2 separate regions of the Homo sapiens genome follow, and region 2 is linked to region 1. Evidence: chromatin contacts called from ENCODE Hi-C or POLR2A ChIA-PET data. All regions are on one chromosome and are shown on one strand. Each heading gives the region's core, a stretch centred on a gene start or an enhancer-like site at or near the end of the contact. The rest is flanking DNA. Distances are from core to core; before and after follow the strand shown. Region 1 has its middle 660 kb from the start of PTCHD4. Region 2 has its middle 640 kb from the start of MMUT.

Evidence for each region. Hi-C counts contacts between places; a loop is a spot of excess contacts on that map. ChIA-PET counts read pairs that join two places held with the same protein, here RNA polymerase II (POLR2A). Pooled maps may share reads with other maps.
Region 2: a loop to region 1 is called in a map of PC-3, with 13 times the contacts of the local background. The contact joins two enhancer-like sites. A Hi-C loop is called at or near these places in 5 of 168 maps with a recorded cell type or tissue (HCT116, MCF 10A, PC-3 and 2 more) and 3 of 50 pooled maps. POLR2A ChIA-PET finds 5 or more read pairs at or near these places in 4 of 52 experiments (A673, CD8-positive, alpha-beta memory T cell, MCF 10A and 1 more).

The regions. Positions count from the first base shown.
Region 1 is chr6:48,764,594-48,769,353 of GRCh38, forward strand. No RefSeq gene overlaps it. Among named protein-coding and RNA genes, the nearest start is that of PTCHD4, 660 kb to the left of the region's middle. RefSeq lists an enhancer at 440-1,037. Within about 2 kb of position 1,923, at least 2 of the 41 ENCODE cell types and tissues checked have a DNase peak (open chromatin) inside an H3K27ac peak, as active enhancers do; they include PC-3 and PC-9, where a contact is called at or near this core.
Region 2 is chr6:48,824,663-48,829,422 of GRCh38, forward strand. No RefSeq gene overlaps it. Among named protein-coding and RNA genes, the nearest start is that of MMUT, 640 kb to the right of the region's middle. RefSeq lists an enhancer at 2,111-3,310. Within about 2 kb of position 2,394, at least 10 of the 41 ENCODE cell types and tissues checked have a DNase peak (open chromatin) inside an H3K27ac peak, as active enhancers do; they include PC-3 and PC-9, where a contact is called at or near this core.

The sequences.
Region 1 (4,760 bases), core at 673-3,172:
GTAATACGGTCAGGCACAACAGAAGTCTCCATTTCTCCGTATCCTTCCCATTCCTTTCATTACCCGATGTGCTTCACTCGTCTTTATTATGTGTCTGGTTTCTGAAGTTATTTAATATTGGGAACTCTGATTTGGCAATTGCATGTGTTTTTTTACTGTTGAATTAGTTTTACTCTATTTATTGTGTAGATTTTAATGATCTTGGCAGCAACTTTCTGACACTTGATAGGTAATAAAATTCTGAAACTTAATATAGGAAACCCTACCACTACCTGCTCATAGTGTTGCATAACAAAGTGAGGGGTGTGGTGCCACTAAACACATGCAGAGTTCTATATTTTAAAAATAACCTGCTAGCAGAGAGAAAATATGAAACCATTTTCTGCCTTCTACATATAAAAATTTTAAAATATAAAACCTAAAATCTTCTATAGCCTGGCTGGGATTTCCAACTATGAATAGCAATCACCACACAAAGCATTGATGTAATAAAGGAAAAATAACCACCCTTATTTGGTAAAACTTTAAATGTTAACAGTGCGATTTACAATTCATTTACTTCCATCTTCTTATCACAGTCAAGCATATGAGGACAGAAAAACCTAAAACAGATGGGTAGTTCAATGAATTTCTTAATCTTTTCTAGCTCTTTATCCTCAAAGGAATTTTAAATTCACTATTGTAATGCATATGTCTTGAATCAGGAAAACTGGTAGGGAAACATAGGCAAGTTATTTTCTTTAATTGAAGAGATAATCTGTGTATTTTCATATTTCCAGCGTATCTTTAAAAAACACAGCATTAACATTTAGAGCACTTAGAAAGTAATACAATAATCTGGATTTTCTCGAGTTAGTGGCCTTTCCTCCCAAGGTATTTACAGGGGATTGCCATCTACCAAGTGTGGCTGAATCCCCGGGCAGTCAGACTTCCGAATGCTCGAACGAATAGCTCAAGAGAGCCACCTACTGCTTATATGGATATCCAGTATGGAGAAAAAAAATGTGTCTTCAGTATCAAATTACATCAATGTAATGTTTTTGTCAAATGAAAACAAAAATACTGCTGTGGCTGTGTTAAGAAACAATAGTCAATATATCACATTTTTTTTCATTCATTTATCTATTGATGGACCCTAGGTTGCTTCCAAATCATAGCTATTGTGAATAGTGCTGCAATAAACATGGAATAAAAAAGGAACACTAAATTAGGCTTTAAACTCTTTGAGCTATCCTTGCCACTTCGTACTTTTTGAGGGACTTACCAAAAGCACAGATTACCAAGTAAAAAATGTATGAAATGGTCTCAAGTTCCAGATTTATGTGTTAGACTCTTTATCTCCTTTTCATACTATCATAGAGCATTTTCTGTTGCTCTCATTCTAAGAAGAAAATACAAGACTGAAGGTAGAAGTGTGTATCCCAGAACAAAATGTTTAAAAGACTGGCCAGTTAGCCAGACATGTTGCTGGGATTGCTCCTGTAATCCCAGCACTTTGGGGAGCTGAGTTGGGAGGATAGCTTGAGCCCAAGAGGTAGAGGCTACAGGGATTGGCCGGCATATTGGCAGTGACAGGATAAACTTGGAATAAAGACCAGTGCTGGGATTATTAATTTTATCCCTGCTACTAATAGCTCCTATTTATAGAGTTCTAGATTACAAAACCATGATCAGATGTAATTTTAATAACTACTTCCTTTTTTGTACTTGAAGAATTTGATGCCCACAAAGAAGGTGAAATAATGTATTCAAGGTCATACTATTATCTAGGTCCAGAACATGCTGGAACACAGGGATCCCCGAAGTTTTTATCTAACACGACATCACTATGCCCGCCAGATTCTTCTCAATTACATATCCATTCAGCAGATTTGACCTGTAGCATTACAGGTGAAGTAAGGTTGAGAAATTGATTCAAGTGAGTAATATGTAGCCCTGCACAAAGGGAGTTCCAAGTACCATGGGGTGAAAAACACCCAGATGTGAGTCACACAAAGCAGAATTCAAAGTCCAGATTTCTTTCCTTAACTGACTCAGTCACTTGCTATGATATTTTCATCAAGGGACTTAAATTCTGTGAACATGAGTTTCCCAAAAAGTAAAATTAAAAAAAAATCTATCCTACAGAATTATTTTAAGGATAATACAAATACAGGTTAAATGCTTTGCTCAAGTGGATAGTACATGTGAATTTGGGCTCATATTATTAGTAAATAGATTACCATAACATCAGGTAAAAGAAATGAGAAGCACTAAAAAATGTACTCAATGCTACAGATACTTGATATACAAATATGAATATTATAGAAGTATTTATACTGTGTATGTTCCCCTGCTTAAAAATATAGACTTTCAGACTCAGAAGACATTAAAATTAAATCTAGACACCTTTTGCTGCCATCTCACCATTACTACTCTGAGGCTTAAGTTCTTTTACTCATGACTTACATTTTTTAGAGCCCTAATAATACTTTTCAATAATAACTTCATTTATTTATCCCACAGATGAAGCAATGAGCAAATTGTGAAATAAATCATCTTTACCTGCAGGGAGTACATTCCAAGTTACTACACAACTTCCACTCTATCAATTAATATACATCACCTCCATTTGCTTGAACACCTTGAAAAATAACACCATGAATACAAGGATCTATCTTGTGTGCACTGGAAATGCTAATAACATCAATGTTTTCACTCTTATATGCATCCAATATAATTATCCAATACAATATTTATAACTTCAAATTTTCCATTTTGAGGAAGCATGTATGAGATTAAGATTTTTCTACATCAATTTCTCTTCAAGAACAAACTAATATAGAGAAAAATATATAACAATACATGGGAAACTTTTTGTTCCAGTGTCTTTGAGATTTTATTTTGTTTTGTAAATCATCCACTCATAGTTTGTGGAAGATTTAACACTTGATGTAGTGATGTTCTTTATCTCTTGATTGATTTTCTTGCTTTAATATGTTTCTAGCAATATTTTAATAACTATAGAATCACCTTCTTTTAAAGTTTTATTTCTTGTTGAAAATTATTCCTGATAACAAACTTTACATTTGAGGGATCACCATTAGGTTGTAGAAGAACTATTATGAAATTAGGAAACTATTATTGGAAAATTATAATTAGGAAATTATAACTATAAAGTTAGTAACAAATCCTAAGGAGCAGATGTACTTAATATATGACTTTATGTTAAGTTAAAAATTAATTTGTAATTAAAATGAAATTGGATGAGGAGGAGTATTTAGAAATCATGACTTACATTAATGAAACATTCTGGATTGCATTTGTATTACTCTCAGAATGTGTTGAGTGTATTAAATAACATTATACTCAATATTACAAATGATGTTTGGGAAAGAAGACATATGGAGAGAAGGCCGATGACTTTCCTACCATTCATTAGGTGTTTGTTATTAGCCATTACTTATTAGCTATTACACACACACGCGCACACACACACACACACACACACTTCAGTTCAAAAGTAGAGGTGGTAGTGCTGGTAGGGGTGGTGGGTGTGTTGTTAGCTCAATTCTGCCTCCTCAAATCAGATGAAAAAAATTGGACGTGGTTACAAAATAATTTTGTAGAAGTGTAATTCCATCTAAAGAGGAAAGTGTGGCATTAAAGTAATCTGAACTCATAGTAATTCATACAGTCAATGATAAGTGCCTAGTACAATTTTCTGTGGTGCAAATGAAATCACTTGGACCCATGTGGTTCTCAGATTCTTCTTTTACCTTAAATCACTAATAGAAAATTGATCATATAGTGGTTATAATATATAGCCATCAATCTAGCATTTTCAGTCTTCCAAAAATAGCAACTATATTTCACATGCACTGGAGATCTCTTTCTGCTGAGATAGTAAAACCATTCCTGTCATTATTAAGCATCTTCTAAGCTCTGGGAAAATTTAGAAATAAAAATAGACTAGGGTGTCAATCAAAATTATTGGATTAATATTTTTTGAAAAGTCTAGCAAAATACTAGTTCATTTTGGGCTTTTTGTCTTGTGCAAAATAAAATGTCCTCACTTATAAAGTGAAGAACATAGTTGAGCTAGTCCAGGTCAAGTGTTTAATTATGTAGCTCAAATGTCATGTATCCTGTTCACGATAGGAAATGATGAGTTGCATAGTGAATATAATTATCACTGTCTTTCTAACCTTATGAATTTGTGACCATATAACAAAATCATAAATGACAAAATACTTTATTACTTTATACAAGAATGGCACTATGATTTTGTTCTATCGCCTTTCTCAAATTCTTTGTGTGATTAAATACTTCCTAGAGGGTACCATTCACGCAGCACTGATACAGGTTCATGAAAAAGAAAAATAAGACTAAAAGGTCTAGTTCTCCACACACATTTTTTTTAGTGGTGTTACTTCTCTCGTAACATTCAAGAAACTTATACATTTATTCCTTTCTAAAAATCTAAAAATCTTACAATAAGAAGTTATCATCAGCTCAAGCACTCAGGCAATATTGTGAGAGAAAATAAATGTGCATATATATATATACTTATGTGGAATACAGTATACTTATACTGTGTGTGTGTGTATATATATATACACACACACGTACATACACTTATGCTGTATATATTTATACAGTAATCCAAGTATAGAATTGCGAGTATATATATGTTTAAAATATATAGGCATATATGTGCATTTATAATATGTGAATATACACTTTCATACCACTATCTCTTAAGCTACCAATCATGTTTT
Region 2 (4,760 bases), core at 1,144-3,643, 61 kb after region 1:
GCGTGGTGGTGCATGCCTGTAATCCCAGCTACTCAGGAGGCTAAGGCAAGGGAATTGCTTGAATCCAGGAGGCGGAGGTTGCAGTGAGCCAAGATCGCGCCATTGCACCCAAGCCTGGACAACAAGAGTGAAACTCTGTCTCAAAAAAAAAAAAAAAGGAACCTTCCAGGGGAAATGTTCCTAGTCTTCAGAATAATTATAATGCTAATTAGTAAGTTAACTGATGAATGCTGCGAAAGAATATTTTTCTACTGCCCTAGTTAGCTTGGGATCTGCTCTCATTTTATGTGTTCAATAATGCTTCCTGTCTTTCCATGTATGTTAAAAATTGTGGTCCATATGACGGATGTGTGAGGTGGTAGGCTATCACTATTGTTTTGGGGATTCTTTTCTATTTTCATAAAAAATATCAAAGCCCCTAAACTCCTACATTTATCTTCAGTATATGGATACTCCTGAAAGGTAGATCTCTTTGCAAATGAAAAAACAGCTTTTTCTAAACTTCAAGCACTACAATGCTCTCAAGGGACACCGATTATTTGTAAAGTATAGTAATTTACAGAGCATCCCCATTTGATCTTTCTCTTTTTTTGAGATGAAGTCTCGCTCTTCTCCGCCAGGCTGGAGTGTAATGGTGCAATCTCAGCTCACTGCAACCTCCGCCTCCCAGGTTCAAGCAATTCTCCTGCCTCAGCCTCCTGAGTAGCTAGGATTACAGGCGCCTGCCACCATGCCAGGCTAATTTTTGTATTTTTAGTAGAGATGGGGTTTGACCGTTTTGGCCAGGCTGGTCTCGAACTCCTGACCTCAGGTGATCTGCCCGCCTCGGCCTCCCAAAATGCTGGGATTATAGGCATGAACTACTGCACCTGGCCCCAATTTGATCTTTCAAATCCAAATTTTAAGGAGTCCTGGACTCCTTAAAGAGTAAGTGTGTTTTGTCACAGGGAGTGATTCATATTATAAGCCAGGTTGACTTGCTCAATTTTAACATTAAGAGGACAGATCAGTTCTAAAATAGCAGTATTTATTTATATTAGCCCTCAAGAGGAAACAACCAAAATGTTTCATCAAATGAAACAAAATGTGGTATAACCATACAACGGCATGTTATTCAGCAATAAAAATAAATGAAATACTTATAGTGATACAACATAGACAAACCTTTAAAAACATGCTAATTTACAGGAGCCTGTCACAAAAGACCATAATTGTATGATTCCATTTATATGAAATGTCCGGAACAGGCAAATCTATAGAAACAGAAAGTAAACTGATCTTTACCTAAGGCTGGTGGGAAATGGGGAGTGGCTGATGATGGTTTCAGGATTTCCTTACGGGGTGATGGAAATGCTTATTGTTGTGACTGTTGCACAATTTTGTAAATACATTAAAAACCAGTGAATTATACACTTCAAGTGGGTGAATTACATGGCATGTGAATTATATTGTAATAGGGCTATTTTTTAAAAAATAAAATAACTTGGTTCAAGGTAATTGTGTATCAAAACTTTTTCCTGACATTGTGTAAATTCAGAGAAAGTGAAAGACCAGGATAAATCTAAGTAAACGATTGTTTAGATAAAGTATGACTGTAGTATGAAAAATGCTTGCTATGATGGATATTTGAGAAATTTCTTTTTGAGTTTGTTTATGTAAGCAGTGGTCAAATACATATTTAATTTCTCAAATAAAACACACTAACGAAAAGGTCCTATAATATGTGGCAAACATCATATTCCTGATTACAGTTAATCAGCTTTCTGACAGTCTGTGGGAATTAAATGTTGCAAAGCTGTAGTACATTATCAGGAATTCCTTACAGCCCAGTCTTATGTTAACACTTCACTTTCTCCCCTTTAAAAGTCATTTTTATTAACAACAAAATTCCTTCCTTGTGATATAAGATTTTTTCTTTTTTGTTACTTTTCTGATTATTTTTAAGGACAAGACTTCCAATTTCTTCTAACTTTATGATTCTCATAAAAATAAATCTCATTTATTCTGTTTTTTAATCCTAAGGATAACTTTAGCTGTTATTCTAAGATACTATTTCTAAGCATAGTGCTTTGGGTTTTGATAAATAACCCAAGCTATACAGAGAACATTCAGATGGATTAAAAGTGAAGAAATAAGAAAAAGCAAGCCAAATAGTTTTGTTTTTTTTTTTTTTCTTATCAGCAGGCTTGTCCTCTGGGAATGGCTAGTAAATCACAGATAAAAATTTTAAAATCACTTTATGACTCTCTGGGGAAGAGCTGCTGGAGGAGGGCACTAAGATTCCTGGTTAAAATTATTCCAGACAGGTCTGTGGAATGGATGGATGATGCTCAGTTCCATTTGGTTTAAAGTTTCAAAATCTTTGCTCCAGTTAGAATCAGAATGTGTCATGACTACAAATAATTGCTAAATTTACCCTGTTATTTAAGAAACGACAAAAGAATGATTCAGCGTTAATAAGTCATTTTTTCCCAGAGGCCTCCATGAGCTATAACTGAGAAGCTCTGACTCAGACATCATAAGCCATTTTATTGCACAGCACCACAAGGTACAGCTGACACTCTATCAGATCTTGTAGTTTATAAAGAAAGCATCTTATTCCTTATATTCTTTTATCCTAATAGGAATACTCTCCAGCAAATCAAGAACCTAAGAGATGAGGAAATGGAATTTCAGGGTGTAAAGAATTCTTAAAATTGTATGTTGCCTGGGCATTCATTTTGAATACACGTTTTACTTTCTCATACCAGGGCTCAGTCACCATCGACACAGTTTCTAGTTCTATGCCACACCCAAATGACTCAAGCCACAGATAAGAACTTTAAGTCAGTGCAGGCAAATGCCTTGATGGTTCCTCACAGGAAGGATAGGCAAAAAGGGAGCCCATTCTGCCAGGGAGGAGAGATGACTCAAGTTGTGACTGAGTCTTCACTACACCCTAGTTCTTTAGGAGGCAGCCCCAGGCCAGGTTTTTCCTGGAACAGTGGGGTGGGGCTTTGGGGGGCGGTTTGAACGAGAAGAGTCAAACTTTGTAAAATACTTGAAGAGATTTATTCTGAGCCAAATATGAGTAACCTCTCAGGAGGTCATGAGAACGTGTGCCCCAGGTGGTTGGGGCGCAGCTCGGTTTTATACATTTTGGAGAGGCATGATACATCAATCAAATACAGTTAATAAATACATTGGTTTGGTACAAAAAGGCAGGACAACTCAAAGCATGGGGGCTTCCAGGCTATAGGTGAATTTAAACATTTTTGATTGACAATTGGCTGAGTTTGTCTAAAGACCTTGGATTGATAGGAAGGGGATGTTCAAGTTAAGATAAAAGGTTGTAGAGACCAAAGTTCTTTTGAAGTCTTATAATGGCTGCCCTTAGAGACAATAGATGACAAATGTTTTCTATTCAGATCTTAATTAATCTGTTTAGGATTGGGAAGGTCTAGCAGGAAAAGATCTAGCTATGTTAATGAAGATTCTCTACAGATGAAAATTTTCCCCCCACAAAGAACAGCTTTGCTGGATCATTTCAAAATATGTCAAATAAACATCTTTTGGGGCAAAATAATTTGATTTCTTCCTTGTCTCATAATGTTATGCCAGAGTCAGGTTGGAAAGTAAGTCACGATATATAGGACTAAATAAAACCCATCTGATAAGAATTTATGATTTGTAGGGCATGACTCCCCAGGACTCCTAAATAGGAATTTGGGCAAGACAAAAAATCAGAGTTTAGTTCAAAGCGGTGTACAAGGTGAGCTCTCCCATTACCAGAATGATGCTCAGACAGGAATAAACTGATCAGGGGTCAGAGAAGAGCCACAATGGCATCTGCCAGTATAAACAAGTTTTCCGTGTGAGGGGCTCTCTATCTCAGGCAGGACAACTAGGCATTAAGCCTTCTACCAGGTAAAAAAAAAAAAAAAAAAAAGGCCTCCCGTGAAAGGCTCACTGTAAACATCCACATCTGGCTCTTGTTTATTTATGATTAGGACACTGTTGCTGGCCACCCTGTTGCTCTGGTATTGGAACACCAAGTGAGCTGGGTACACTCAAAACACAGAGCTGTTGATGGTACAAGTGTTCTCAGAAGTTAGTCCTTAAATCTTTGTCTTCTGATGCTCAGCAAGGTATCTTTCATTCACTGAGGTTGTTTTCTAGAAAACAAGGTCACTTAATTCAGATGTAAAGTGATAAACTTAGTTTTAGCTGCACATATTCCAAAGCATTGAGTTTTGTTTTGAAATGAATTTGACCAAGTTTGAAAAAAAAAAATTCTTGTTTAATTATTGTTGTTTTGGATTTCTTTTGTATCTGAAACAGTTTGAAAAATAACAATGATTTATTTTTCATTCTGCAGAATATGTTGAATATTCATTTAATAAGTTGACCTCAAATTCTCCATGAAAATAGAGTCCAAATTGGATTTGGACCACGTTTTCAATTTTTGTGTCACTGCTTCTCTCAAGAAAGATCACATGGTAACATTTATTCAATAAATATTTATTTACTATTCTTCACATATGCTAGACACTGTTTAGTCCTGGATATATGATAATAGAGTAAGTGAGTCTCAGTCCTTACCAAGAGAATTTTTACTGTGCTTGCAGAAAAGGAAAAATTGAATAAGTCATATAACACATTCAAACACATTATTTTCCTTTTGGTTATGATACTGATGATCTTCAACACTCCTAAACCTATAACGAGTTCAGTAATCAATTGCCTCTGGCAAGAGAAAAGATGCAACTGACAACAAATCA